7 separate regions of the Mus musculus genome follow, and regions 1, 2, 3, 4, 5 and 6 are each linked to region 7. The links are chromatin loops, found by intact Hi-C in ENCODE. Cell type or tissue: left cerebral cortex. All regions are shown on one strand. Region 1 overlaps Ahr (aryl-hydrocarbon receptor). Region 2 overlaps Ahr (aryl-hydrocarbon receptor). Region 3 overlaps Ahr (aryl-hydrocarbon receptor). Region 4 overlaps 9130015A21Rik (RIKEN cDNA 9130015A21 gene). Region 5 overlaps Ahr (aryl-hydrocarbon receptor). Region 6 has its middle 40 kb from the start of Agr3. Region 7 has its middle 120 kb from the start of Mir680-3.

What was found. Peaks named below come from ENCODE experiments on the same cell type or tissue, not always from the same donor. Only the 100,000 strongest peaks of a DNase experiment are listed, where the experiment ranks them.
Region 1: a loop joins it to region 7, with 4 times the contacts of the local background. A loop is called at or near these places in 13 of 42 quality-filtered maps.
Region 2: it touches region 7 in a loop (2.7-fold over the local background); 3 of 42 quality-filtered maps call a loop at or near these places.
Region 3: it touches region 7 in a loop (2.5-fold over the local background); 3 of 42 quality-filtered maps call a loop at or near these places.
Region 4: it touches region 7 in a loop (3.0-fold over the local background); 9 of 42 quality-filtered maps call a loop at or near these places.
Region 5: a loop joins it to region 7, with 2.2 times the contacts of the local background. A loop is called at or near these places in 4 of 42 quality-filtered maps.
Region 6: it touches region 7 in a loop (5-fold over the local background); 8 of 42 quality-filtered maps call a loop at or near these places.

The regions. Positions count from the first base shown.
Region 1 is chr12:35,530,063-35,534,062 of GRCm38, reverse strand. All of the region lies in intron 1 of Ahr (aryl-hydrocarbon receptor), which reads left to right. Among named protein-coding and RNA genes, the nearest start is that of Ahr, 2.9 kb to the left of the region's middle. In left cerebral cortex, a CTCF peak has its summit at 1,719 (motif pointing left); a DNase peak (open chromatin) is centred at 1,722; H3K4me3 peaks cover 625 bases; H3K27ac peaks cover 31 bases.
Region 2 is chr12:35,495,488-35,499,487 of GRCm38, reverse strand. It overlaps Ahr (aryl-hydrocarbon receptor), which reads left to right. Exons shown (of 11, transcript NM_013464.4): 11 at 1-1,509. Among named protein-coding and RNA genes, the nearest start is that of Ahr, 38 kb to the left of the region's middle. In left cerebral cortex, no CTCF peak of the experiment used is centred here; no DNase peak of the experiment used is centred here.
Region 3 is chr12:35,512,506-35,516,505 of GRCm38, reverse strand. Ahr (aryl-hydrocarbon receptor) reads left to right here. Exons shown (of 11, transcript NM_013464.4): 3 at 1,382-1,485; 4 at 3,558-3,647. Among named protein-coding and RNA genes, the nearest start is that of Ahr, 20 kb to the left of the region's middle. In left cerebral cortex, no CTCF peak of the experiment used is centred here; no DNase peak of the experiment used is centred here.
Region 4 is chr12:35,672,313-35,676,312 of GRCm38, reverse strand. It overlaps 9130015A21Rik (RIKEN cDNA 9130015A21 gene), which reads left to right. Exons shown (of 5, transcript NR_045050.1): 4 at 2,034-2,202; 5 at 3,774-4,000. Among named protein-coding and RNA genes, the nearest start is that of 9130015A21Rik, 21 kb to the left of the region's middle. In left cerebral cortex, a CTCF peak has its summit at 1,592 (motif pointing right); a DNase peak (open chromatin) is centred at 1,605.
Region 5 is chr12:35,502,078-35,506,077 of GRCm38, reverse strand. It overlaps Ahr (aryl-hydrocarbon receptor), which reads left to right. Exons shown (of 11, transcript NM_013464.4): 10 at 1,102-2,365. Among named protein-coding and RNA genes, the nearest start is that of Ahr, 31 kb to the left of the region's middle. In left cerebral cortex, a CTCF peak has its summit at 2,329; a DNase peak (open chromatin) is centred at 1,780.
Region 6 is chr12:35,883,447-35,887,446 of GRCm38, reverse strand. No RefSeq gene overlaps it. Among named protein-coding and RNA genes, the nearest start is that of Agr3, 40 kb to the left of the region's middle. In left cerebral cortex, a CTCF peak has its summit at 2,384 (motif pointing right); a DNase peak (open chromatin) is centred at 2,361.
Region 7 is chr12:35,310,867-35,314,866 of GRCm38, reverse strand. No RefSeq gene overlaps it. Among named protein-coding and RNA genes, the nearest start is that of Mir680-3, 120 kb to the right of the region's middle. In left cerebral cortex, no CTCF peak of the experiment used is centred here; a DNase peak (open chromatin) is centred at 1,713.

The sequences.
Region 1 (4,000 bases), 220 kb before region 7:
AGCCACTCTTTGGTGCAGTTTTCTTCCTCCTTTTGGAGTGCTTTTGGGTCTGTAAAATTTTAAATCATTAAGAAGAGGAAAAAGAACTAGACTGACTTCTAAGTTATTTCTACTCTCTACCTGTAGTTCATTTCCCCTTGCTTTTTTTTTTTTTTTTTTTTTTTTTTTTTTTTTTTTTTTGCCAATTCTGACAGAGATTACAGGCTTTGGTCTTTATTTCCATGGGCTATTTGTATGAGATGGGAGATTTTTTTTCCCCCCTCAGAAAAGAGATTCATGATTGAGACAGGGTTCCATTTAGGAGTTGTCTGTATTGATGCATTCATTCATAATTACCTTGGAGTTTCCACATCTCACCATTTGTTATTTTTTTAAAAAAATAAATTATTTTAGGAACACTTTCAGGCAATCAGTAGTGTGTGTTTTGCTTGAAACATGACAGCTATCACCAAGTGAACCAAAAAAAGAAAACAAAAACAACAAAAAAACCAACTTAAGATTTATACACTGTTTACAAATAGTTACTAGCTTAGAAGTTGGGTTATTTGTGGATTTTAATTCCCCTTAAGAATTTCAACTGTCCTAGTTCCTCAAATCTTGACTTACAAATTAATATTGAGAGGAGATGTCCATGTGTAAATAGTTTGATCAGAATTTGGAAGTTTTATGGTTGGTACACTTTAAAGGACGCAAATGTCGTTGACTCAGCAGTTTTCTACCCCGGCAGTTCTTTGGACCCTGGCTTTCAGTGCTTTAGTATTTTGTAGGACGGTTTCTTTTTGTTAAAACATGTTTGCTCAATTTGACTTTGTTCCTGGCAGTTACAGTTTCCGAGGCTTTCAAGTGCTTGTTCCCTGTTTTCATTAATAGTAATACTAACTCAGTATGAGATGAAAAATCTCAGGTATTATGTACATGGGCATAAAACTTGGAGCTCCGCTTGAGTGTCTAAGTCTAAGTAACTGATTTTCCTTATGTTATTTAAGGACATAAACTGCTTTCTATACAAAGGTCACCATCTTAAATGTTATTCATTATAACGGCGAGTGCTCTTAGTTTCTAGTTAATATAGAGAGCTTCCTTTTTAACACGACAACACTTCCTTTTAGATTAAGTTACACCTTTTATTATATTGTCTCACTATTTGCATTTGATAATTTCGGACAACTAAACTGTTGTCCCCACGAACTTATATTTTATTTTATTTGGTCCTTGACTTCTGTTTATCAGATCTGTACTGAACACCTTTAATCAACTCTGAGCCTTCAAATGCCTTAAAGGTCACCAGCTTGCTTTGTCGAAGACTTTAGTGCTGGCACTTAGGTCCTTTAGTGAAAGTACTTACGTTGTCCCCCCTGAACAGAAAATAGTGAGCTGTATAATCACATAATCAAAGTTCACCCTTAACAACCAGGTCACCAAGCTTTAGTATGAGTCTTTAAGTTAAACTACTTAGCCTGTGTGCAATGAGGCCCCAAATACCTCAATTTCAGGAAAAAACACAAGTGTTGACTGTGCTTTCTAATTTAATTAACTTGTACCCTTTAAGGTATAGCTGTTTTATACGGAGCATACCCATTGTAATTCTAGTGTCGAAAAATGTCATATTTAAATATACAGTTCCGTGAAAATTTGGAGTAAAGTGGGTGACATGATTTTAACCCGAAGTTCTTTCAGTCTTCAAATGAGGATCTAGATGCAAAATAAGCCCCCTCTAGTGGCCGGTCCCACCATGACAGTTATCTGTAGAAGGAAATCAGTTTGAAATGTGTTCAATTCCATCCAAGGACAGTGTTTTGTATACACTACACTGTGAATAGCTGTTTCCTCCTTCTTCAGTGCAATGAAAGTTAGGAAATTAAGAGATCCTAAGCAGCCTTGCATCTAGCCCATATCCTCATCTTCAAAGGCAGAATGTCAAAGACCAACCTGGGAATAGAATCTTCTGGGATGTGTCTGTTTCCACTTAAATCCTGTTCTTGCTTATTCTCTTTGGAGAGGAAAATGTTGTGTGCAGTTGTTTAGTTATTCAGTCTCATGAAAATGGCTGAGCAAAGCAGAAGATGGAACAATCTACTCTGGTGATTAAAACTTGAAATATATTTTGAAGCTTTATTAAGACAGAAAAGGTCTTACTTACTGCTACTGGTAGTTTAGGATTGCTAGCAAACAGCAGATGCTCAATCAATAAAACCTGCAGCTGTGGTGGTATTCAAGCCAGCCGTAGCAAGGCTCTCATGATCTGCTGCTAAGTACACACCAATATCAATTTTTACCTTGTTAGTATTCAGGAATGCTGAAGTAATATAGAAGCCCTTCACTCTATTAAAACGTTGTGAGCCCCATCTGTATAACAAAACTTTACTAATCATTTTGTTACAGTACACAATACTAAATTTTCCGCAGATCTACAGTATGGGGCCCTTTGCTAGACAGCACCTGACATGAAAGGACTTTGCAGCTACCGTACTATTTTTCATTTTCTCTCAGATAGCAATAGTGAGAGGGCATCTATGCCGAGGCTGTGGATGTGCCTCATGCTCACCCATGGATGTGTCTAACACAAGGGCTCACATCAAACTGAACGAAAGAAGCAACAGATTCAAACTAAAGGGTGAGGCCTAGTTTCTGTTACTGTTGTTTTTCTGTATTAAAATTCTCTTTTTCATACAATATATTTTGACCGTATTCTTTCTCCTCCTTCAACTCCTCCTAGGCCCTCCCTTCTACTCTCCCCACACCATTTCCTGTTCTTTCTCTCTCCCTTTCCTGGTCAAGTTTTTGTTTTGTTTTGTTTTATTTTGTTTTGTTTTTTGTTTTTACTAGCAGGGCAGTCTCCTCCACTGCTGTTCTTACAACTAAACTAGGAAAGCAGAAGGTCAAGTAAACCCGAAGGCTGCTGGAGACCCAGTGGAGGCCTAGTCTTTAACTACTGCTGGTTATGTGTTGCAGGCCTGACAGACAGACACTGCCGGATCTTATTTTCCCCAGCAGAGACCAGTACAGTCTCCTTCCTGTGTTTAGTTAACACCATTACTTAGGAGTGAGCACTACGCAGGTCTTTAACAGTATTCTACTTCTAAACTCTTTAAAAACTGTTTCTTTGGCAGTGTCATATAGCAAAATTTGCTCTTATTCCCCAATATATACTGATAGGATCATTGAACACAGAATTTTCCATACATAGTTTAGTCTCCTTTCTGTAATAGTACTATGGAAATAATGTTATCATTTCTGGCTCAGGCCACTGGGACCTAAGGTTCACATTCAAAGTTGATTCAGGTAATAAGTGGAAAACTGGACTTTGGTTATTGCATCTCTAGTTGTTGGCTCTAAAGCCTTATGTTCTTAACTACAGTGCAGGACTGTCTAGATGAACAGGTTAATCAGAGTGCATGATGGCCCCTGTCCTGGGCATTGCCACTTGTCCACTGCACCTTCTTTAATGACACTGAGGCTGAAACAGTTGACTGCCATTTCAGGACTCAGTCTGTGCCAGCCCATCTCCTGCTTTTGTATTCATGTCTTTTTTCTTAGAGTCCTTCCAGCCCCCATTTCCCTGCACACATCTCCCTGTGAAGCACTTTGAACAACTGCATGTTGTTCTGTTGACTAACTCCAGGATTTTCCTTTCGAGGGCACATTCTGTCACTTCTAGCATTTCTGCAATTTACCTGGTGTTTCAGAGAATCGTCTGGAGGTCTGTAAACTCTTATATAAATGTGTCATTTCCATAGGACAGACCTCTTTAGGTGGAATTTGGGGGGGCAAGGGTTTATATACTTCTAAGGATGAGCCGAATGTTACAGTCAGATATAGTGTCAAATTAGATTATAAATTTTTTTGTGACTTACATTCACATTGTTTGTCAAAGAGACATGTCTGTATCCACGTATTTTACATAAAAATATTACCAAGTGATGGGAATGGTTGAGCTGGTATATTGTGACTGTGTTTGTGTGCAGTAGTCGGATTTTATGCTGCCTGTATTGACTTACGT
Region 2 (4,000 bases), 180 kb before region 7:
TCATTTTTCTCATATTTGAGGAGTGTTAAGATGGAAGATGCCATGTCAGGTGCAAGGTGTTTTAATGACTGAAATGAATGGTGCATTGTATAAACATAACGAACAAAATAATCTGTAAAATATTCGCAGTTTTCATTTAAGAATAGTTCTTACCTCATATGCATTTTTTCAGTGTATCTTGTAAAGAAATCAAGTAGTAAATTGAAGCTTTTACGTTGGCATTAAGATAAAGATAAATACAATTTGTTCACCTCCATACCTTAAGTTGTTTATGTGATACACCCTTTGCTGCCAATATGGCAAATGTGTCACTCTGCCAAATGCACTGTTCTCAAACGGCTTAAAGAAAAAATGCTGGTGTCTGCCATTGTCTCTGTTCTTGCTTAGATATGATATATGAAGGATGTGGTCCTGGATCTGTTTTTCATATGTTATATAAAAAGCTGATGAGATCCCAAACTGAGATGTATTCAAATCCAGAAGTGGTTCTCAACCTGTGCTCTGTGGCTCCCGTGGGAGATAGACTGACCCTTTCACAGGGGTCCCCTAAGACCATTGGAAAACACAGATATTTGCATCACAATTTATAACAGTAGGGAAATTACAGTTTTAAAGTAGCAATGAAAATAATTTTATGGTTGGGGTCCTGAGCAACTGTATTCAAGGGTCACAGCATTAGAAAGGTTGAGATCCACTGAAATGTTGACTCTTCTTTTTTTCTTTTAGAAAATTAATGTATGTAAACATGCCTTTGGGAAAAAGATCTCTTCTATGCATTTTCAGTCAAAATTCTGAATCTCTAGGATTAAGCATTGAAAAACAACTGTCTAAAACATTTCACAATTTTTTTCCAGCATGAGGTGTCACCAAGGATTTAGACTGGTGGTCTGAATTAGTATCCCACTTTTCTATGTAAACTTTTCATTAAAAGTTGTCATAGAAACCATTTTGTCAGTCTCTTCTGCATGTTACCAAATATTCAGTTAAAAAAAAGAAGACAACTTTGGACACTGAGAGTATGGTGGCATTTAATTACACACTTATCAAACTGAAAGTCTTAAAAACAATATTGTGTGTTCTTATCTATATAAAAATAGCTAAAACATCTAAGAATAATAAAATCACATTAAACTGCCTATTTGTTTGTCTGTATTGCCAAGTGCCAAATGGAAAGACCACTTAGAGCACCACTAGACTGAGGGATTAACTTCTAGATGAAATTCTAAGACTCTTGTGTATGTCTGATTGAAGTTCTTCTTTTCTAGGTGTTTCTTACAGCACCTGAACACTTAACCAATATGCCAGTGTATCAACTTTTCAATTGTTACTATGCACAAGCTAGTTTGAGTATCAATAGATCTTAGGTCTACATAGCTCCTTGCTGTCCTTTAAACTGTTACTTGCTTACATATGCCATGCATAGATTTTTGTTAAAGTATGATTTATAATGTCCTTAAATATCAAAGGAAATGTAAACAGTGATATATGATAATAAACTAACCACCAAATATAAATAGTGTTTTCATGCAAGTTTTTCTTTCTGTCTCTATAGAGAAAACAGAGCCCTGTACCATTATATGATGGTTAGGCAAAAGTAGTCTTTATAGAAAGACCAATACACCAAGTCTTTCATGAAAGGGTTACTTAAATTCTCTGTTTGAGCTATTTGATCTGAGCAAACTCAAGCTGACAAGTGATCTGTAGTCCCCAGCCACTAGTGTGATTATGTTGGCAGCCACACAAGACAGTAAAGTTGTACAGTGTACCACACCACTGATGTTCACTCTTGTGATGTGATATGTGCACATCAGAACAGTCTACATCACATCTCTTACTGTATATCACTGAATACATGACTACAATCATGTATTCATTCTGATCTCTGTGCACACTCAGTCCAATGGCTTCCTTAATTACAAATGATTCCAGTTTACCACATCGTACCAAGACTGCTAACGCAAGGGTGTTGGCTACTCCAAGGAAGTGGCTGGTAGTTATGATTTCTGTCTTAACACTCTGCAGATGATCTTGCTTCCAACTTCCCAGTGCTTCTCTGTACCTTCATCTCTTCAATACTACCATTCCTAGACTTCACCTTTCCTGGAGTATATAGGAGGAGAGGTTTCAAGACCTTGAGGTAAACACCCATCTTCTTTGTACTTCACAGTTAAAGATACTTATCCCCTCACACCGTCTCCTCAGCCCTTTCAGCTCTGCAGCCTCCACTCGCACCCTCTTTTCATCTCCAATCTTGTTAAATCTTGGTTCTGGTTTTGGTTCTTTATACGCTCATCCATTCTACAGCTCTTGCCTTTGTGAGGAATACCCTCAAGGTTGAGCTCACTATGAGTGCCCTTCATCACCTCTTTGAGTGTAAGATACGTGACTTCCAAATAACAGCACATAAAGATGGAAAAACGATTCATAAAAAATTACACACTTAGAGATGAAGAAACTGAGACCAAAGATTTAAAGTGACCTCACATCGTTTGTTTAGGTGATCTGGAGGGAACAAAGTACACTGACTGATACAGGGCAGAGCAGCTGACTGTCCCTGCACAAGTGCATTGCTCTATCTTCCCATTCCACCTGATGCATCATTTAGTTTATCTCATTTACATCCCATGAGGTCAATTTAATTATTCCATTTTTATAAAGGACTAAACTATATTTTTAAAAAGCAACTGAAATCTTCAAATGGTTATACACAGAATAGTTTGTATTTTTTAAGAACCCATGTGTATGTTAATTTGGTGGCAAGGGACATTCTGTAGATGTTACTGTACAGTCCAGGACCTAGAAATGACAAGATGCTATAGATTGGATCGAAAATGTCCTCTATATCTCTTGTTGGAGGCTTGGCCACTAGCTTATGATCTATTGAGAGGGGATGGAGCCTTTAAATAATAGTATACCATGGGAGGATACTGGACACCAAGGGTGTATCCTGAGAAGAGATTTTGAGACCAAACCCTTCCCCTCTTTTTCTGTATTTCCTGAGTCCAGTAAAGTGAGCAAAACTCTTTTACCTTAGTTCCTTCAAAATGTGCTGGGCAGTAACATGGCCAAGAAACCATGGACGAAAATCATGGAAACCACAGCTTATTCCTTCTCTCTTAAGAGAAGGCTGACACAGGGGCTGCCCTGGATTACTGGGGAGGCTCAGTGCAATCATCAAAAAGTTCTTGCAAGAGGAAGGTTGGAGAGTCAGAAGGGAGGGAGAACAGAACGGAGGACAGCAGAAGGATTTGAAGACACTATGGTGATAATGCAAGAAGGGCCAAGAAGCTAGAAAAGGGAAGGAAGTAATGTCTTCCGATGTCTTGATTCCAGAGTAGCAAGCATCCTCTAGTTTAGGGTTTTCAACCTGTGGATTGTGACCCCTTTGAGGGTTGAAGGACAACCCTTTCAAGGAAGTCATATCTTGCATATTAAATGCTTACATTATGAATTCATAACAATAAAAATACAGTCATGAAGTAGTAATGAAAATCTGGTTGGGGGACACCACAGCATGAGGAACTAGGTTAAAGGACTACAGCATGAGGAAGGTTGAGAATTTCTGCTCTAGTTCTATTAAGAAGATATTTGGGCTCTTGCCTTCCTGCTCCCTGTCTGTCCTCTTGCCCATCTCCCCCTCCCCTCCCCCAACTCTCCATGTGCCCATTGCTGGCCTCTATTTCTCTATTCTCCCTCTCTCTCTGACTTTTTCTGCCTCTACTACCCTCTTAGCTCCCCTCCCCATGCCCTAAATAAACTCTATTCTATACTTTAAAAAAATATATATATGAGATACTTGTATTGTCCTATGCCAATTAATGCAGTAATTCATTATTGTAGCCATTAGAAATCAGCACAAATGTTTAGATTTTAAGGAATGATGCTTCTGGAGTGGAAAGATCTCCGTTTGCACATCTTTCTATACGAAGTGTTGTTCTGAGCATTCTCCCAGGCTGCAGCTCAGAGAACAGCCAGGAGGGCTTGGCACCATTCCTATGGC
Region 3 (4,000 bases), 200 kb before region 7:
TTGCAAATCCTCCTGAAAGACTGGCTAAGTCCAATTGCATTGGTTACTAATCTCAATACAAGCCCTGTAGCAAACAGGACAAATACCTTTGGTTTCTCATTAGCCGTACAAAAATAAACCAAGTATCTAGATGCTGAGCTATTGTTTTCTTTTATTGGTACTGACATGAATTCCATCATCCAAAAATTAATGTGAAGAGATTTCAGATGATAATTGAGGTCTTTTTTTCCTGACACCGTATTGGTCTAGTTTTAGACCGCTACTGCTCCCTTTATAAGAATGTACAGGCTTGAGTTTGGCTTTGTTCCCATCTTTTCAACAGTGGATCTTACTTGGTAAAGCTCAAATCTTCTCTGCTTGGTGAAGTAGCAGAGTCCTTATTTTCCTTTGGCATTATAAGCAGCCAGTGCCTTACAGCAAGCTTTCCTATCAAAGCAAGCAGCAACACTAGGTAAGAATGTACAGAAAGGAAGAAAAGGCCATTCTCTGCTCTGCATTTCAGTGAGAAACATTTAAGTATTTCCTTTTAGTCTTGATTAATAGGAGACCAGTTTACCCCCACACTATTTTTTGGCCTGAGGAAGTCTGTTCTGTGGCCTTTTGAAAATTTTACACACAGAGGCCAAATCCTGGCCTCTTTTCTCAGAGAAATATCTTTCAGCTTCTGCAAAGGTAGGCGAGAGCTTGGCCCAAGGTTCTGGTATGACATATAAGGTGATGATTTGCCAGAAAATGCAAACACAAGAATGACTCACGTGACCCCTAGCTTGCTCAGAAAGCTTTCCCTGAACCAGGGGAACATAGAAATCTAATAAAATAATTCTCGAGGACTGTAGAGTCACTATTTAAATATCACAGGGTAGCAAGGGATCAGGGAAGATAAGAATGCGAAGCATTTAGCAGATTATTCTTTCTAATAAGGCAATCCTTAAACTCTGGTAAACACTCTAATTAGAGCAACTGTTTATTGAACTGCTGGTCTGCTGTGTCAGGAACTGCATGGGCATTTTCATTACTCTTCACAACAGCTTTGCAGGACGGTCTCACTTTGTGTGTTTGTTTTGATCGCCCTTTCGCATTATCAGTAAACAGGCTCAAGGAGTTGATATGTCTAGTAAATGGCAGAACTAAGATTTGTACCTAACCAGGTCAGCTATGTTAGCCATGTGCTTTCAAGTGAGATTTGTTAGTGCATGATAAAATGCTGAGCTAAGTGGTAGCCATAACCACTGTGTTCGGTTGTGTTGCCTCTCGCCAATCATGCTACGTGCGTGGTGTTTCGAATCATCTATTTGATGGTTTCTGTTATAGTCTTTGAATAGTGCTTGTTTGAATATGTGCCTTTTGTGTAATTACTTCTCCCTTTTCTTTCCCCCTATAGTTGCATTAAAGTCCACCCCTGCTGACAGAAATGGAGGCCAGGACCAGTGTAGAGCACAAATCAGAGACTGGCAGGATTTGCAAGAAGGAGAGTTCTTGTTACAGGTAACTCTAGTGCCCTCAGGGAGGACAGGAGCACACAGAAGGAGGAGATGCAGCTATGCTAATCTCTTTAAGTCGCTGAAGTCTCTCTGTGCCACGTTCATGTCAGCTGCAGCACTGGTCTTCTCTAGTTCCTGGCAGATGGGATTAGAAGAAGTGGATTAATCTGGTCTGATCATCCTGGGATAATGGGAACTGGATTAATCAGGTCTAGTCATCCTCCCTGTTGTTTCTCTTGATGAATCTGTGTGCACTTTCAAAACAATGTTGCTCATGTAGAGACTTAAAGCATGTACTCAATGTGCAAAGACTGTTTTTACTTGAATTTTATTTTTAATGTGTAATATTATAACTTGCATTTCATTTGAGCAACAATGCATGACTTACATGTTATAGGTTTTTTTCCCCCAGCAACCATAGACCTTCATTTTGTGCTTTAGAATGAGGGAGTTTCTAGTAGGTTTGATGGTGGATAGGTTCTTAAAATTTTGAACTGTGTCTTCTTAGAGTACATACTATGCTTGGCTCTCATAGCATCAGCAGATAGTTACTGATTGTATCCAACTAAAACAGGAGTGAGTGGGCATGATGGTGGCAAAGCAGTTCCCTGATTGCCTGCAGCTCTGGCCGGTGAAGTGAGGGGAGCTGTATCAGGTCCTTCCTATTGCTGTCATAAGACACCATGACTAAGCGGGACTTGCAGAAGGGAGCTTGTACTTGGGCTTACAGTACTGGGGGGTTAGAATCCAACATGGTAGGGAAGAATGGCAGCAAGCAGCAGACACAGCAACAGAAGCAGCAAGCTGAGAGCTCACAGCTTCACACGGAAGCACCAAATGCCTGCACACACACACACAAACACACACACACACACAGAAGGGGGTGGGGAGAGAATGAACTGGAAATAGGGTGAGACTCTATAATCTCAGAGTGACCATATAACCCCCTAGTGACTGACTTCCTCCAGCAAGGCCGCACCTCAAACAGCTCCACCAAATTGAGACCAACTGTTCAAATGCCCAAGACTAAGGGTGCAGTTCCCATTCAGGTACCACACTCAACTGGCAATCTGCACACAGCTAGAGGATCTGGCGTTTGCCCTGTTGGGTTCCAGGCTTGCTAGGGTCCAATATTTCTTCCCTGTGCTCCAGTCCTCCCTTTTGAAATGGTCATGTATATTCTGTGCTGTTGTATGTTGGAAGTGTGTAACTTGCCTTTTGGTTTTATAGGGGGTTATAATAAAGAGATTACCTTGCGTCTCTGGGGAGACGTTGGACAATTTGAGTGGGGACTTGTAAGAGCTTTTTGATTCAAAGTTTCAGGCAATGGACAGTTGACATGAGCACATATACTTTTGTTATCCAAGAGGAAGATAAACCTTTTATTCACACTGACCTTGAAAAAAAACATTAACAAAATAGAAAAAGAAGAACTCATGAAGTAAAAGAAGGAATGAACACAAAATAATCATAATGATAATACAGGCTTGAGGGAGAAGGGGTAGAGTGTGGCTTAAACGAATAGAAATAAGGAGAAGGTATAAGACAATGCATTTCCATGTGAATGTTATATTTTATGTGCATTGTACTTACCAATAAAAGTTTTAATATCTTTATAATTCAGTCAATGCTGGAGGTATTGTGGGGTGGAAACAGTTCTATCTTCTGACTGGCTTTCTCCAATTAAAGGTCCAACAAGTGGGTTTTTCCTTCTGTGCTCCCTAAAGAAAGGCATGTAACCATCATCAATGTTTTCTGGGCAGTTTATTTTATATCAAAAAAATTAGATGCAGTGTATTTCAAAGAAACCTGGAATAGAAGGAAAATGGAAAGCCTGATATTCTATTCATATACCTGTTTAGACTTTAGATTTAGCTGTAAGTTTTTGCTCAGTCAAGTCGGAGGCATGAGTAGACTCACGGTAGTCCATATGTAATGTGCTGTGTTTGAGGTGCGTAAGAATTGTAGTCATTTTGAAGAGCAGGTGTTGAGAGATAAAGAGAAACAGCCTGTTACCTAACTGTCAGGATTTCTGAGTGACAGTTTCCACCTCTAACGCCACCTTCCTGTCTGCAGGCGCTGAATGGCTTTGTGCTGGTTGTCACAGCAGATGCCTTGGTCTTCTATGCTTCCTCCACTATCCAAGATTACCTGGGCTTTCAGCAGGTACATGCATTCCCCTTCCATCATCTCAAATGAAGGTTTTTAGAAAATGGACTCTTTACTGCTTGATCTGTTTTATAGTGTAAGGTCAAATGGGTGCTGGAAGAATTTTAGGTTCTTGATTTTTTTTTCTTTCAGATTTGAGAACATGCATTTTGCTATATTGCTTCGCGGTTATTGTTCTTCTTTTGAATTTATCAGTAATCTCATAAGGAACTTTTAGCGACCTGCAGATATAGCTCTGCGCTATCTATAGTATCTGCTATGCTGGGTTAAGTCATTAGTCTGACAGATCAGGGCCAGGCAGAGAAACTCTGAGGCTGGTCAGGTTTTGAAGCAGACAGAACATTTGCCAT
Region 4 (4,000 bases), 360 kb before region 7:
TTATGAAAAGCGAAATGCAGAACACTTTCAGGTGAGCACACGTGTCACACAGATTGAAAATGCAAAGAAAGTAAAAGGTGGGTTGATAAACACCAGAATGAAAAAGAGGGTTATGTTTAAGGAGCGGGAGATGAGGGACATTATTGAAATATTTTAATCCTTTATGTGTATGTATTTAGTGTGTGAGTGTGGTACAGATCTGCATGCACAGGTATCTAAGTAGAGGCCAGATGAAGATACTACCAACCACAATCTATCAATTCCTGCCGTATCTCTCACCAAAGCTGAAGCTAGACTGGCAGCCAGCAAGCCCGGCTGAACTTGTCTCCACCACCTCTCTCCCCACAGCAGTAGAGTTATAGGCATGTGCATATGGCCGCATGATGCTTGGGTACTGGAATCCAAACAGTTCCTCATATGCTGCAGCAAGTGTTGCTATGGATTGAGCTATGTCTCCAACCCCCACATAGCTCATTTCTTAAGCTGGGAGGTGAAGGCATAAATAATTGTCACAGTTATGGTGGTTTGAATAAGAATGGCGCTCCCCACCCCCATTGGCTCAGATGCTTAGTCATCAGGGAGTGGTGCTAGTTAGGAGGATTAGGAGGTGTGGCCTTGTTGGGTAGGTGTGGCCTTATTAGAATTGTGTCACTGGGGGTGGACTTTGAGGTTTTAAATGCTTAATCCCGGTCCAGCATCTATCTCTTCCTTCTGTCTATGACTCAGGATGTGGATCTCCCAGCTACTTCTCTAGCACCATGTCTGCCTGTGTGCTGTCGTGCTCCCTGCCATGACAAGAATGGACTAAACTTCTGAAACCATAAGCTAGCCCCAATTAAACGCATTCTTATATAGGCATTGCTATGCTCATAGTGTCTCTCCACATCCATAGAACTATGGTTAAGACAATAGCCTGTTTTTTCCCATTTAAAATAATTTATAATGTCTTTAAGGAAATGTTTCTATTCTGTAGTCATAGACGGTTTGTCAAGGTAATGGAATATGGATTATAAGGTGATACAGTCATCAGCATGGGCCCACAGATGCTTCTTGGTTTCTTGTTGACTACTTGATAGAAGTAAAATGTCTTAATATACCCAGAAGATTTTTTTTGTAGTTAGGGTTTTTTTTGTTGTTGTTGTTGTTGTTTTCTTTTGTTTTGTTTTGTTTCATTTTTAGATTGTTTTTTCTTCTTTCTGCTTACCTTATAATTGAACATCAGCTGAATCGGTCTTAAATGCCATTGATGAGAAAGATTAGTTTTCCAAGCTGAGCTAATAAAAGGAGCAAAAGGGAACGGATAGCATCTCTTCACCTTGCCTCTTAGATCATTGGTACTCCAAAGAAACTCACGTTTCTTCATCCCCCATGATTGGTTATCTAGAAGTAGAGACTGTTAATTCTTCCCCCACCCCCGTCCCCCGAAAAAAGAGAATTGGGATTATACAGCAGATGGTGCTAAACAACTATTTGATCTCAGATACAGTAGCATTAGAATAGTGTCACAGGGGATTGTGGGAGTGGATCCCATCTGTGGAAAAACCCAGTCTCTTGGAGTAACTAGCTCACCAGTTAGCTAGGGACCATGGCTGTTTCCAGGAGGGGGCGCTAGTCTACTATACAAGAGCTGGAAGAAAACCTAGGAGGAGGTAATGGGAAATGGGTATGGTCAAAGTATGGACTCCTTTTGAAAAAAAAAGGGTCAACGCGAAGCTCGTTGCTTTGTACAATAACTCGAACCATTTAAAAAAATGTGTGGGGACATACAACCATAGGAAATAAAATCTAGCCAAAAGTTAAGAGAAAACGTTGTTAGGTGCTACAAGATGTAAAGGAATTGAGTTAAGAATAAGGGGTTGAGGGATGGGGAGAGAACAAGACCCCCCTCCCCCCATTTGGAGCCAGGCAGTTCTCTAAAGAGGTGTTTAACTGTAAACTATGAACAGCTCTTAGCTTAATGTCTAGAGGACAAGTGTCCCCTGATTAAGGATCCTGGGATATCTAATCACTTGTCCTATTTTCTGCCCAACTAGGTCCTGCTCCTGCATTTCTGATCACTTATTCCGGCACCAATTCTACTCTGCTACACTCTATAGTTTTCAGCTCAATTCCGGTCTAGTGCTCCACCATGAGCACTGCTGCTGGGAGCCACCCTGCCTTTACTGCCTTCCTGTGCCAATTCACAGCCTTCTACGAGTCTAGGTATGTTTGGGGTCAAAGCTTGCCAGAGTTTCCTGTACTATGTTGTATATTGTTAGATGAGAAAGAACCGTAAAGGAGAGAAAAAAATGTACTTCAAAACTTTTTTTAACATTTAAAAAAATAGTTTTTTATGTTTGAATATTTTGCCTCTTTGTATGTATGTGTATGCATGTCATCCAAGGAGTTCAGAAGACAGCATCTGTTATAGGAATGTTACCATTTTCCATACTCACTCTCCTTTGTGGGACCTTCCTCATGTGCCCCTCAACCCTTCTTGAAACCTAAAAATATGGTCACCATATTGAAAGATTTACTATAGACTCCAATGTTATTTTCTCTTTCCCGTGTCAGCCAGCATGAAAACAAAACACAACAAAACAAAAACCTTCTATGTGGAAAAAAAAATTCTGGATTTTTTTTAGATTGAAGTTGTTGAATCTGCCACAATTGTTAAAATAAGTGAAAGTTACAAAATGATTGGCCAGTGTAGGAAACAAATTCGTTTTCAAATCTGTTGCCAAGCATTAGAAAACAAAATCTTTTTGACTGTTTTAGGGGTAGGTGATGAAGTTGGTTGGAAGTATATTCTCAGTCCAGGTTCGTTAGCAGTCTAGAGATGAATGCTCAGAAGGAGTTAAGGAGATGATGAAGTGTGTTTCCTCACTGCAAACTTCAAAGACAGAGCCCTCGAAACACCATTGGTTACATAGTGTACTCGGAGAAGCTGGTGTAAAAGGAAAGATGGAATGATCACGCACAAAACATTGCCCTTGGAATATTTTTATTGTCAAAACATCTAAAGTTTTAGTGTAAAATATTCTGAAAATATGGATTGTAGAGTACATATGACATTTAATAAATATCCGAACATATTTGTATAGAGAAAATATAAAATTTGATTGAGGTAGAAATTTGTTTCTTTTCAGTCCCATGACAAAGAAAAGTCTATAGCTGCCTTCTGTTGGCAAATTAATCTACTCTGAATCTTTATTTAAAACATGGTATTCATTTCATAAAATAGGTCCTGGGGAAGATGCACACTAGTCCAGCCCCAAACAGAGATGACACTGACGGTGAGGGATGCCCCAAGAGCGTTGAGAATTTCTACCTACAAGCACTTTCTAATGTCCTATTGTAACATAGTCCTTTTACTACAGTGACAGCATGCTTCTATTTCTTTGTACTTAATTAAAAATGTATCATTCACGGATGTGTCATGTGTATATGTAAGCACAGGCAGAGGTATGCCATGACAGGCATTAAGGAGTTTCTTCTGTTCTTCCAGGCTGTCTGTCAGGCTTATAGAATGTGTGGCTAGTTTTATGTGAACTTGACACAAGATAGAATTATGTGGAAGATGGAATCTCAATAGAGGAAATACCACCACCGGACTGGCCTGTGGGAAAACCTGTAGTGCAGTTTTATAGTTAGTAATTGATGTGCTAGTGCCCTGCCTACTGTGGGTAGTGCCAATCCTGGGCAAATGATGCTGATTATATAAGAAAGCAGGCTGAGCAAGGCATGAGAAATAAACCAGTAAACAATGTTCCTGCTTCGTTTCTCGCCTACAGGTTTCTGGTTTGCTTGAGTTTCTGCCACAACTTCCCTCTGCCATGGACTGTTATCTGGAAGTACAAGAAGAAATAATACCTTTCCTCTCAAGTTACCTTTCGTCATGGTGTTTTTTCACAGCGATGGAAACAAAGACACTGAATAAAGCTTTTACCTACTGAGTCATCTCATTGAATCATCAAGCACTGTTTGGTTTTAGTGAGAAGCAAGTCTACCTATTTAAACA
Region 5 (4,000 bases), 190 kb before region 7:
ATAAGCTTTATCAAGCAGCTAAGTAGATGAAGCTAAAAATGCCCAACTCATCCTGCAGTTGAGGAGATGAAAGACAATGTCATCTCAAAAATAAAAGGAAAACTATAGCACTTGTTTACAGTAGGTTCACAGCAATTTGGAAGCTTTTCACAGATTCCAGAAAGGAATCTTTGGTGAAATATTAATTGCTTTTTAGGAGTTAGGTAGAGCTAAGCATCCTGACTGGTTTTCTCCTTCCTTTTGACTATCAAGTTAGCCAACAGAATTTGTTAAGGAGACAAACCCTTGACAGAGTCTGAGCACTGCACTGCCTGTCAGGCTTCTATATGTGGTCCTGTTTCTAGAGCTATGGGCTGGTCACTGCCATTTCTAGAGCTGCTGGCCGGTCACTGCCATTTCTAGAGCTGCTGGCTGTCCACTGCTGTTGCCTTATGGGTCATCACACAGCCCTAATTGTGCTATCTTTATATTGTGAATACATGTCTTTTTTTGTTGTTGTTTTTGGATACATTTTGTTCTCGTTCATAATTGTCTTGGCTCTTCTTTACTCTTTATGTTTCCAAATGTACTTTAAAACTCATTTATTAAAGACTAAATCCCCAACAACAACAACAACAAAAAACACTGTTGGGATTTTGAAGACATAACTCTTTCAAGAAAGAATTAACATTTGCACAGAACTGAGTCATTAACCCATAACCATAGTGAATGTTTATATTACCCATAGGGGATGTATGCTTCATAAAACCATTGATTGTTACAGCTGACAGACCTCTGATGTCACCAGTGTCTTCCAGGCGTAGACATTTCATTTATTGATTTGCTGTTGTCCATTTCTTTTGTATTCCATTTATGTCTCCTAGTTATTATTTTATTTAGGTATATTTCTATTTTGGTATTTATATGTTTTTCCTATATAGTTTTCACTCCACTTGCATAACACTAGTCATGAGAATAATTTAGTTCAAAATAAAATCCATGTTCCTTGCTATCAAGCTCAGCTTTAGTGCGTTTTACCTTTTCTTCCTTTTAGAAATATCTTACTTAAATCATGTATGATCAAACTCTAATGTATTCAGACCTTCTTGCCTACCCTGTTAGGGATGAAGAAGGACGAGAGCATTTACAGAAGCGAAGTACGTCGCTGCCCTTCATGTTTGCTACCGGAGAGGCTGTGTTGTACGAGATCTCCAGCCCTTTCTCTCCCATAATGGATCCCCTACCAATACGCACCAAAAGCAACACTAGCAGGAAAGACTGGGCTCCCCAGTCAACCCCAAGTAAGGATTCTTTCCACCCCAGTTCTCTTATGAGTGCCCTCATCCAGCAGGATGAGTCCATCTATCTGTGTCCTCCTTCAAGCCCTGCGCTGTTAGACAGCCATTTTCTCATGGGCTCCGTGAGCAAGTGCGGGAGTTGGCAAGACAGCTTTGCGGCCGCAGGAAGTGAGGCTGCGCTGAAACATGAGCAAATTGGCCATGCTCAGGACGTGAACCTTGCACTCTCTGGCGGCCCCTCAGAGCTCTTTCCGGATAATAAAAATAATGACTTGTACAGCATCATGAGGAACCTTGGGATTGATTTTGAAGATATCAGAAGCATGCAGAACGAGGAGTTCTTCAGAACTGACTCCACCGCTGCTGGTGAGGTTGACTTCAAAGACATCGACATAACGGACGAAATCCTGACCTACGTGCAGGATTCCCTGAACAATTCAACTTTGCTGAACTCGGCTTGCCAGCAGCAGCCTGTGACTCAGCACCTAAGCTGTATGCTGCAGGAGCGCCTGCAACTAGAGCAACAGCAACAGCTTCAGCAGCCCCCGCCGCAGGCTCTGGAGCCCCAGCAGCAGCTGTGTCAGATGGTGTGCCCCCAGCAAGATCTGGGTCCGAAGCACACGCAAATCAACGGCACGTTTGCAAGTTGGAACCCCACCCCTCCCGTGTCTTTCAACTGTCCCCAGCAGGAACTAAAGCACTATCAGCTCTTTTCCAGCTTACAGGGGACTGCTCAGGAATTTCCCTACAAACCAGAGGTGGACAGTGTGCCTTACACACAGAACTTTGCTCCCTGTAATCAGCCTCTGCTTCCAGAACATTCCAAGAGTGTGCAGTTGGACTTCCCTGGAAGGGATTTTGAACCGTCCCTGCATCCCACTACTTCTAATTTAGATTTTGTCAGTTGTTTACAAGTTCCTGAAAACCAAAGTCATGGGATAAACTCACAGTCCGCCATGGTCAGTCCTCAGGCATACTATGCTGGGGCCATGTCCATGTATCAGTGCCAGCCAGGGCCACAGCGCACCCCTGTGGACCAGACGCAGTACAGCTCTGAAATTCCAGGTTCTCAGGCATTCCTAAGCAAGGTAAGGGCTTTCGACAGCTGAAAAAACCTTGTAGGCCTAAGCATCTCTGTATTACACTTAAACATATCATCATAACCCATTTTAGATAGCAAGCAACTTCGGAACTGCTTTCGTTATATTTATGGTCACGTAATTAACTTCATTATAGTTTACTTAAAATAGTATGAATAATAAATTATTTTAAATAATTTTCTTAAAAGCAAGTTGATGTTTAGATAATTTAATAACTGTTCTTTGTTACCCCCTCAGGAGGATATCATGCTTATATTAATAAATTTCTCTTTACAAATATTAGCTTATTTGAAGATATACTGGTTTAGATTGTAAGAATATCTTGACTAACATGAAGTTTATTAAGTAACTATTCATGAGCTGTTTGAGTATAGCCATTTAAAAGTGTGGCTTAAATCACAGTCCTGGTTGCTTTTTAGATTGTGAGTGAATCTGCTGTGTCTGATTGTATGGGACTTTTTTTTTTTTGAATGGAGAATGAAGATGATAGTTTTGGTCAATCTTTTTCCTGAAAATTTTTAGGAAAAAGATTTCCTAAAAATTTTTAATAGTTATTATAAAGAAAATGGATTAACCATACTTTGGATATAATTTACTCATAAAAGAATAGAATATTAGTATTTGCCTCAAAGCGGTGTGTCTGAAGGACATTATAGAATATAGAGAGCATCCATGTGTGCAAACCTCCAAGGCTGATCCCTCAGATGCTGGAAATGGCCGCAGAGTGGGGCTGGCTATTGGGTAGTAACAGACAGATAGTGGGAGTAACTTCGGCTCTTCTACAACATAGCAGGATGACAGAAGTTCACAACAGTTCATTGCATGATTCAAAATCACTAGAAAAAAAGGAAATCAAAGGTTCTTCATGCAAATAACAGATGAGTGTTCACAGTGAAAGATAATTGCCTGATTTGCTTACACACTATATAGATGAATTGAAATGTCACATTGTAACCTGTTCATATGAGTAATTGTGCGGCAGTGAAAAAAATAACAACATTTCTAGCCTGGAGAGATGGCTTGGCAATTAACATTTGCTTACCCTTCTTGATCCCCAGCACCCACATGGGAGCTCAGAACAGTCCACAGTTTCCACTTCCAGGCACCCAGTGCTCTCTCTGCACCCTTGAGCACTGCATACTTGTGTTGCACATGCACGTGTGTGTGTGTGTGTGTGTGTGTGTGTGTGTGTGTGTGTGTGTATACATACAAACATACATCATGCAGGCAAAACAACTATACACATAATATTTTATTCTTAATTTATTATTTTTGAAATGAACCATAATTGTATTCCTTTTCTGTTTCCCTTTTTTTTCTACAACCTTTCCCATCTACCATGTTTGCTCTCTTTCAGTTTCTTGGCCTCTTTTCTTTCATTGCTCTGTGTGTGTGTGTGTTCCTAAATATTTAAATACAACCTGCACAGTCTGTATATTACCTGTAGGACAACCCTGAGCAGCAACTCAAAAGGGTTTTTCTCATGCCTGGTGTTGGGGCTGTAGAGTGAATTTGAAGACAGTCTGGAAAATGGTGAGACACAGAACAAAAGGTCAAGAGTATAGCTAGCTCAGTGGTCGAGCCGGGTTAGCATGCACAAGGCCCTTCACTGGACCTCCAGCA
Region 6 (4,000 bases), 570 kb before region 7:
ACCCATCCACCCATCTATCTATCTAACTATCTGTCTGTCTGTCTGTCTGTCCGTCCGTCCATGCATCCATGCATCCATGCATCCATCCCTCTATCTATCTATCTGTCTGTCTGTCTGTCTGTCTGTCTATCTATCTATCTATCTATCTATCTATCTATCTATCTATCTATCTATCTACCTTCCTATCTATCTGTATTCCTGAACCTTTGGCTACAATAAAGTGTAAAAAAAAATCCAATGTTATGGGGAAACATTTTTTTTCACCTAAAATAAAGATTTTTGAAGCAGTTACTAAAATTGATATGCATATTTAAAGTCTACATGACAGTAGTCACATTTTTAGCTGAGAAGATTCATGGGCTGTTTTCTTTTTAGTGGCAGTTACTTTGTTCTGAGACAGGCAATTCTATTCTGCCAGTGGCTCAAGCTGACCTCAGGTGTTTGGTGATCTTTCTGCCCTTGGCTCCCCAGTGCTACGTACGATCACAGCAGACTTTGGTGACTTAGAAAGTTAACTATTGTTATTATTCATTTTGGGTGTGGTTGTGTTTAGCTTGTATGCTTTGTATGTCTGTGCTCCACACACATGCACGGTGCCCATGCAGGATAGAAGAATGTATAGGATCTCCTATAATTAGAATGACAGGCAGTTGTGAGCCACCATATGGGTGCTAAGCATTGAACCCAAGTCCTTTGGTAGAGCAGATAGTGCTCTTAAGAGTTGAGCCACCTCCAGCCTTGTCTTCACTTTTTTTTTTTTTAAGCACCAGAAGTTATAGGCATTTCTGATTTTATGATTACAAATAGTTGAGGAAAGCAGAGGGGAATAATGTACTTTCTATTTAGTCAGCACCACATAATGCTGAAGGTTCAAGCGCTTACGTGTGCTGACTTTTAAGAGAGTTTTCCATGTCTCCTGGACTCTTCAGTTCTTTCGTCCATTTTTATTTGGAGGCAAGAGTTCCCTTTGGTTGGCTTACTCAGACCATCCAGGGGGCAAGGATCTAGATGAACAGAAATAGACTGCAACACAGAATCTGCTGGGAGTTAATTTTTAACAAAGATTTATTTTCATGTAAGGATACATATTTGTCTCAGTGTCTGTATGGCAGGTGTATGCAAGAACCCGTGGTATCGGATCTCCTGGAGCTGAAGTTATGTGCAGCTGTGAACCATATAACTTGGGTGCTGGGAATCGAACTCAGATCCTCAGAAAGAGCAGCAAAAGAGCTCCTAACAGGTGCTCCATCTTTCAGATCATACGTTTTTACTTGTTTCTACCAACACTCCTCTCTTAGACACAGGACTAAGAACGATTTATTCTTTACTAGAATAAAGGGGATAACTAATTAAATAACTAACGAATAAGTTAAAAAATGGTCACCCATTATTGACTCTTCTAAGGAGTCCATCCGTGTTATGTTTCCTCAAAGAACTCAGGGCCGTTTAGATTCTCTCCAAGCAAAGAGAGATCGTTTCTGCCTTAGAATAGGAAGAAGCAATGGTGACCACAATCCCCAGGATCAGAAGACCATAGAGTCATGGTAAGTTTTTAAAGTTAATAGAAAGGTAACTTCAGTGTTAAAATGGGGCCAAATAGGGATAATGGCTGCCGGGCGCCTTTGGGCTTTCCTGACTTCTCTCAGCTGCTCTCTGCTACATCCTGATGGAACCAGATCGATGACTGTGCACAGATTGCACATGCAAACATTTTCACTTGGCTCCCGACAAGAATTAAACAAACATCAACGGATGCCTAACATGTTTTCTTGAGGGCTTTTCTAGATTTTCATCGGAGGCTACGAGTTTCGTTAAAACATTCATGATTTCACTGTGCGATTTTTTTTTTTTTTCGGAAGAGCTCAGCGGAATGGGCAGACTGGGAGTTCCAGAGACTGGGAGCCAGAACTTGGAAGTCACTGTCCACCTTAAAACATCCACTGGGAGGGGAGGCGTGCAGGTGGGGCTGTGTCTTAGTTGCTGTGGTTTACGGGTGCCACAGTTACTTTTCCGCTGTTCTCTCTTCCAACACCGCTCGAACTCTCTTCAAGCTGCTTCCCTTTTTAAGACCCTGTTTCTCGCTTCCCCTTCCCTCTGGTTCCTCCCCGTGTTATTCCTCCCTTCCCCCAACCTTATTTTTGTGACTTTTCCCTCATAACAGACTCATCCCCTGCTCTGCTTAGAAACTAGTCTTTTTGTTTTTCTATGGGTCCCACTGCTTTGCTTTGCAAAGAACTGGGAATTTGTTTACACAGTTATGTTTGCACACTAAAAGCCTGCTTACTTGAATTGGCTCCCACTGTGAGACAACCTCCACTTCTGCTGCTTACATTTTTCCTACACAGGAGACATTCACAGGGCACCCAGCTGCACAAGGTGGCGCTATGTGCTCACCGACCACACATTCTAATAGTAGCTTGGTCTTGATCAGAACAAAGCTCTTTGTTTTTGTTTGCTTGTTTGTTTGTTTTTTTGTTTGTTTGTTTGTTTTAAAAAAAGAAAAGCAGCATTCTCATATAGGCAGAAGATGGCAATGTTTCCTGTTCTCTGACATGTTTCCTCAGTGTGTGTGGAGTTAATTATTGCTCCTTGGATGTGGGCTTGCAGTCTCAAACCTCCTATACCCCTTTTAGAAATGTAAAGCTCTAAAGAGAGATCCATTTGCTGGGTGCAGTTGCCCCTTTAATGTCAGCACTTGGGAGGCAGAAGCAGGCAGATCTCCAGGAGTTTGAAGACAGTCTGGTCTATATAACAAGCTCCAGGTCAGCAAGGCTATATAATGTCTCAAGGAAAGAAAAAAAATAATGATAATTACTTTCAGCAAATTGTTTATATGAAGGTCGAAATATAAATGCCAACAGTGGCTCCTCCTTAAACCTCTTCCTTAAACTACCAAAACTACTGCTGACCCATAGGTTTTCCCATTTCTCTCTAGGCATGTCCTGGATAAAACTTGGACCTCACACTTCCTCAGATCCCATCAGCTTCTTCACCCTGAAACTCCCACAGTGGACCGCCTACCCCCACCCCAAGAAGACCCAGAGAACTGTCACAGTGTTGTGGGCTCCCATTCCCATACTACATGGGTGGCACAGGCCAATTCTTTTGCTTCTCCTGCAGTGCTTAATTATACACAGACTGAAGAGCTAGGGATCGGAGGAGTAGAGATACCCAGAAGGCCCATTTTCAATAGCTAGGGTCTGAAAAGACGTCCAGGACATGATTACCACATGGCCCTGGTTGTCTGACTCATAGAGTACACTTTGTGGAATGTTGACTTAGTAAAGAAAATTAAAAAATAAAAATAAAAACCATTGGATTTCTCAGGGATTGAAGATTAAACAAAGTAATAAAGACATATATTTATAATAACAGTATAACAAGCCACATTATTGCATATGCTAGAGTTTATATAAGTCAAGTAATAGATTTGTAGGTAAGTCACAATGCCAAACAAGATCATGCAAGCATGTTATGTGTTACGAACCAGGATTAGTTCCCTGGGGCCTCTGATTTGTGGGACTTCCTCATAGCGCTCAGCTGAGGTGCTGCATGCCACCTGTGCTGAGGCTTGCCTCTGCTACACAGTTTCCAGGGTCTTGTCAATAAGTACTGACATGTTCATGCCATGCTAACCTGTGCAACAGTTTTCTGAGGGACCTGAAAGCAGGAAGAAAAACAGACTGATAAGAGAGTCCATAGAACTACTTACTCACAGTGAGGCAATTAAATTAAAAAGGCAACACGTAACAGAACTAAACAATGTCCAATGGTTGAACATGGCTTAACGGAGAGAGGCACCAATATTATCTGTTGGGTGTTTAAGTCTTCTGAGCATTAGTATGTTCTGTTCCTCTGAGGTAATGCCTTCTGTCTTCTCTCAACTGTGCTTAGGATGCCCAATGCCACCTCAGGTTCTCCTACAGTGGTTTTCTCATCCATTTAACCCCTTGAGTGATGTTGGCAGAATCCCATGTGCCCCATGGCAGTGTGCTTTTCC
Region 7 (4,000 bases):
TTGAGAATTCTCTGTTTAATTCTGTACCCCATTTTTAAAATTGTGTTACTTGGGTTGCTGGAAACAACCCCAGCTACTAATTTCAATTTTTATTCTTGTTATGGTGTTTGTTTTTTATTTTAAAACAAGGTCTTCTGTAGCCCAGGCTGACCTTGAACTCTTCAGTCGTCCTGTTTCCATCTCCCATGTGCACAGCCATTTACCATCACACAAGGATCACACCAGGCATCAAGACACTGAACTTAAAAATATAAATATTTAAAGATGTAAAATTTTTCCACATAAACTTTTTGCAAGACAAAGAATTTGAACTGAGCACTCACAATACAAATGACAACACTCCATCCTTTGTCTTTATGGCTGCTGAAAGCCGGTTTAGAAGTTATCTACCCAGTAAAAACTATTGTCTTACGATGAAAGCAAATCTCACACAAAACCCTCCCACAGTTCAAGTGGTTAAAACTACACAAGTCTTCATTAACAACAGGCAAAAAAGTACCCTGGAATGTAGGCTCCCTAAAATGCCTGCTCTGTCCTTTGAAAGCTCTTGCTTGCCACAGGAAAAACACACTGAGCAAGCTAGAACAGCCTTCCAGCGGCAGAGCCTAATATTTGAATAGCAAATGTTGGGCAATTTGAAATGTGTTCTTTCACATATTAACCAATGGCTGAGCTGGTCACAGTATTCTTTAATGATCAGCTCTTGGACACTGGTTGAGGGATAGAGAACTTAGGCCTTGATGTATTCTTCATGTGCACATAAATGGTACGAGTAACCTTTGTATGCAAATACTTTCCCCAGAAACCTTTTGATGCCCCCTATGCAGCACAGTTAAGCCTGTCTGTCAGCTGCAAAGTTAACATAGAAGCTTCTGATCACCTATGATAATTGGCTTATTGATTGCTCATCCAGGCACCATAAAGCGTTAGCCATCTATACAGACGTTCCCAATCAGATCTTACTGGCTTCCCTTGGGCCTTTACATGGTTGCTTAGCACTTGGCTACCAGTCAATTTAAACTAACTCAGTACTCTACACAAAGGTAATTTCAGACATCTTGACCCCAGATATGGTGTCTCCCTTCTGTACGTTCCACCTTCTATGCAGTCCCTATTGCTCGGAAATGGCTAAGTTCTGTTTACTTCTGGCAAGATCCACAGTGGTGGTTACGATCAGTTCAGACCTATCCACGTTAATTTTTGAGAGTCAGAGCAAATAGATTCTCCCAGCCAAAAAGGGTATCTACAGTGACAGTGATTTCCTTATAAAAATGTCTTTCTAGCAAAGATGATTCTGGGCTTACATATTTGGGTAAGATCCTAGTGTTTCACAATTGAAGCTTCTTTCAATAGCTTACCTCATGGCTCTCAAAGCCAAACAGTAAAGAGAAAAGGCTTTGGCGAGGGATTCTGCATTGTTTACCGTGCCACAGTTTTCTGGCAACCATGCCTGCCCATCCCCCCATCTGCCTCAGGCAGCTGTTCATCTGCCAGCTGCCAGCAGTGGGGAGAGGGACTTGTACTTCAAAGGTCTCAGTGCGGCTCATAAAAGATCAGGGGGATTGACCCACGCCAAGAGGAAGACGGTATATTTGGCAAGTGTGTTTGGATAGGATGAGATAATCCACAGAAATCGGGATTAACTGGGAGGAAGTCTGGATTTAATAGCACTACAGTAGGCTAAAAATAAACGGAAAAGAAAACCGACAAATCCCCAGTGGAAAACCCTTAGTGAGTTTAGTTCACCGTGGAGATAGAAAAGGATGCGGCAGGGTGGCAAACTGGATTCAAGAAAATGAAGGGATGAGAGAAACGCTATGAAATATGAAAAAGAGGTTCTGGTGCCCACTTGGGAGTCTGGGGAAGAGAACCCCAAGGGTTTGAAAGGACGCCAGAATTTTCAGGGAACTCCAAGGAGAAGCCTGGCACAAACGGATCACAAGTGCCTGCTCTTTCTTTAAGGAGAAAACAAAACTTAACCTAGGGTCAACGGGACACCCCAAGTTTACTAGAAATGCTGTGTGAGGACCCCTTTGCACCTGCAGACTGGGGTTTTCACACCTGTTTGTTTGTTTGTTTGTTTGTTTGTTTGTTTGTTTGTTTGTTTGTTTTTCGAGACAGGATTTCTCTGAATAGCCCTGGCTGTCCTGGAACTCACTTTGTAGACCAGGCTGGCCTCAAACTCAGAAATCTGCCTGCCTCTGCCTCGCGAGTGCTGGGATTAAAGGCATGCGCCACCATACCCGGCTGCTTTCGCACCTCGCACCTCTTAAACCCCAACGACTCCTTGATGGCTGTTGGGGGACAAAGCTGCTGTCAGATTGTATATAAAATATATACCTGTGTGTTCCCAAAACAATACTGGGTAACTTGCAAAGAATTAATAGGAACATTGCACTTTGAAAATAAAATTTAGAAGGAAGTGAAAGGACGATAGGAAAAAAAAAAAATCAACCAAGGTGGAGTTTTTAAATAAAACCAAAAGTGAAGCGCATGCGCATTAACCCTTGTAGAGAAGGACCTCAATCCTTTTAGTATGAAATTGCCTCGTCTGTTATTACATTTTTTTAAACATCTCCCCAAACTAAAATCTGAAAAACTCTGTCAAAATTGTTCACCAGCTCAAGTATTCACCGACTAAATATACAGACAATAAATCAGAATTAATTCTGTTAATAAAACCGTGTTTTATGAAGCAGAAATAATATTTGTCTGAACAAGTGATGGAATACATGAGATAGATTAGGGGTATTATTTTTTTCTAATACTCTTTTTTTCTTTTCATTATTTATTTTTTATTATATGACATTGCAATTGCTGCTCCTCCCTCCTCCCCAGCCCAGCCCAGCCCCCACAAATCTACCGCCATTACTGTTCCCCCTGACCTCAGAGAAGGGGAAGCATCTGCTGGGTACCATCCCACCCTGGAACATGCAGTCCCAGCAAGAACAAGCTCCTCCCCTCCCACTAAGACCCCATCAGGCAGTCCAGGAAGGAGATCCAATGGCAGGCAACAGTCACAGACAGCCTCCGCTCCAAGTGTTAGGGGACCTACCTGAAGACCAAGCTGCACATCTGCTACAAATGTGTGGGAGGCCCAGGTCCAGCCCCTGCATGCTATTTGGTTGGTGTTTCAGTCTTTTTGAGCTCTCATGGGTCCAGGTCAGTAGACTCTGTAGGTCTTCTTGTGGTGTGCTTGACCCCTCCTGTACCACCCTTCCACAAGGAAACTGTTATTTAAACATCTTTCCATTGGACTTTAAAAGCATTAATGAGGGAGGAGTGAAAGAATGATTCAAATGAGCTGAAAGTGTCATCACAGAGCCACTCCAGCCAAATCCAGAGTTTATCCTGAGCATCCCGAGCAGTGGTATATGGTAAAGCACCTAGGAATGACCCATGTCAAGGGAAGGGCTTGAAGCATTAGTGTGCAATGGGAGCACTCTGAATAGTCAGAGCTCCAGCCTGCAGAGGGAGCATTCTGGACAGTCAGAGCTTACCATGGCTTCCTTGATTTAAGACCCCACAAACACTAAGACAGGCTGGATGCAGCCAAGAATAGCTGTGCATTCAAACAACACAAAATTATAAACTTAATAAGTATGAGACTCTTTTGTGTAGTTTTTTTTAAACTTGATTTCACCATTCTTTGTTGTTGTTGTTGTTGTTGTTGTTGTTTTTGAGACAGGGTTTCTCTGTGTAACTCTAGTTCTACAGGAATTCACTCTGTAGACCATGCTGGCCTCAAACTCAGAAATCCTCCTGCCTCTGCCTCCCAAATGCTGGGATTAAAGGCCACCATGCCCGGCCTGATTTTACCATTCTTGACCATGAACTTTATAGGTGACAATGATAAGCTGGGAAGTACTTTTAAAGTTCATCCACGTTGTATCAACTTTTAGCATCATATTCCTTGTATTGCTCATTATTTTCTTGCATGAGTATATATGACATTTTAATGAATACTTGGTTTACTTCCACATTTTGGTTATTATAATCA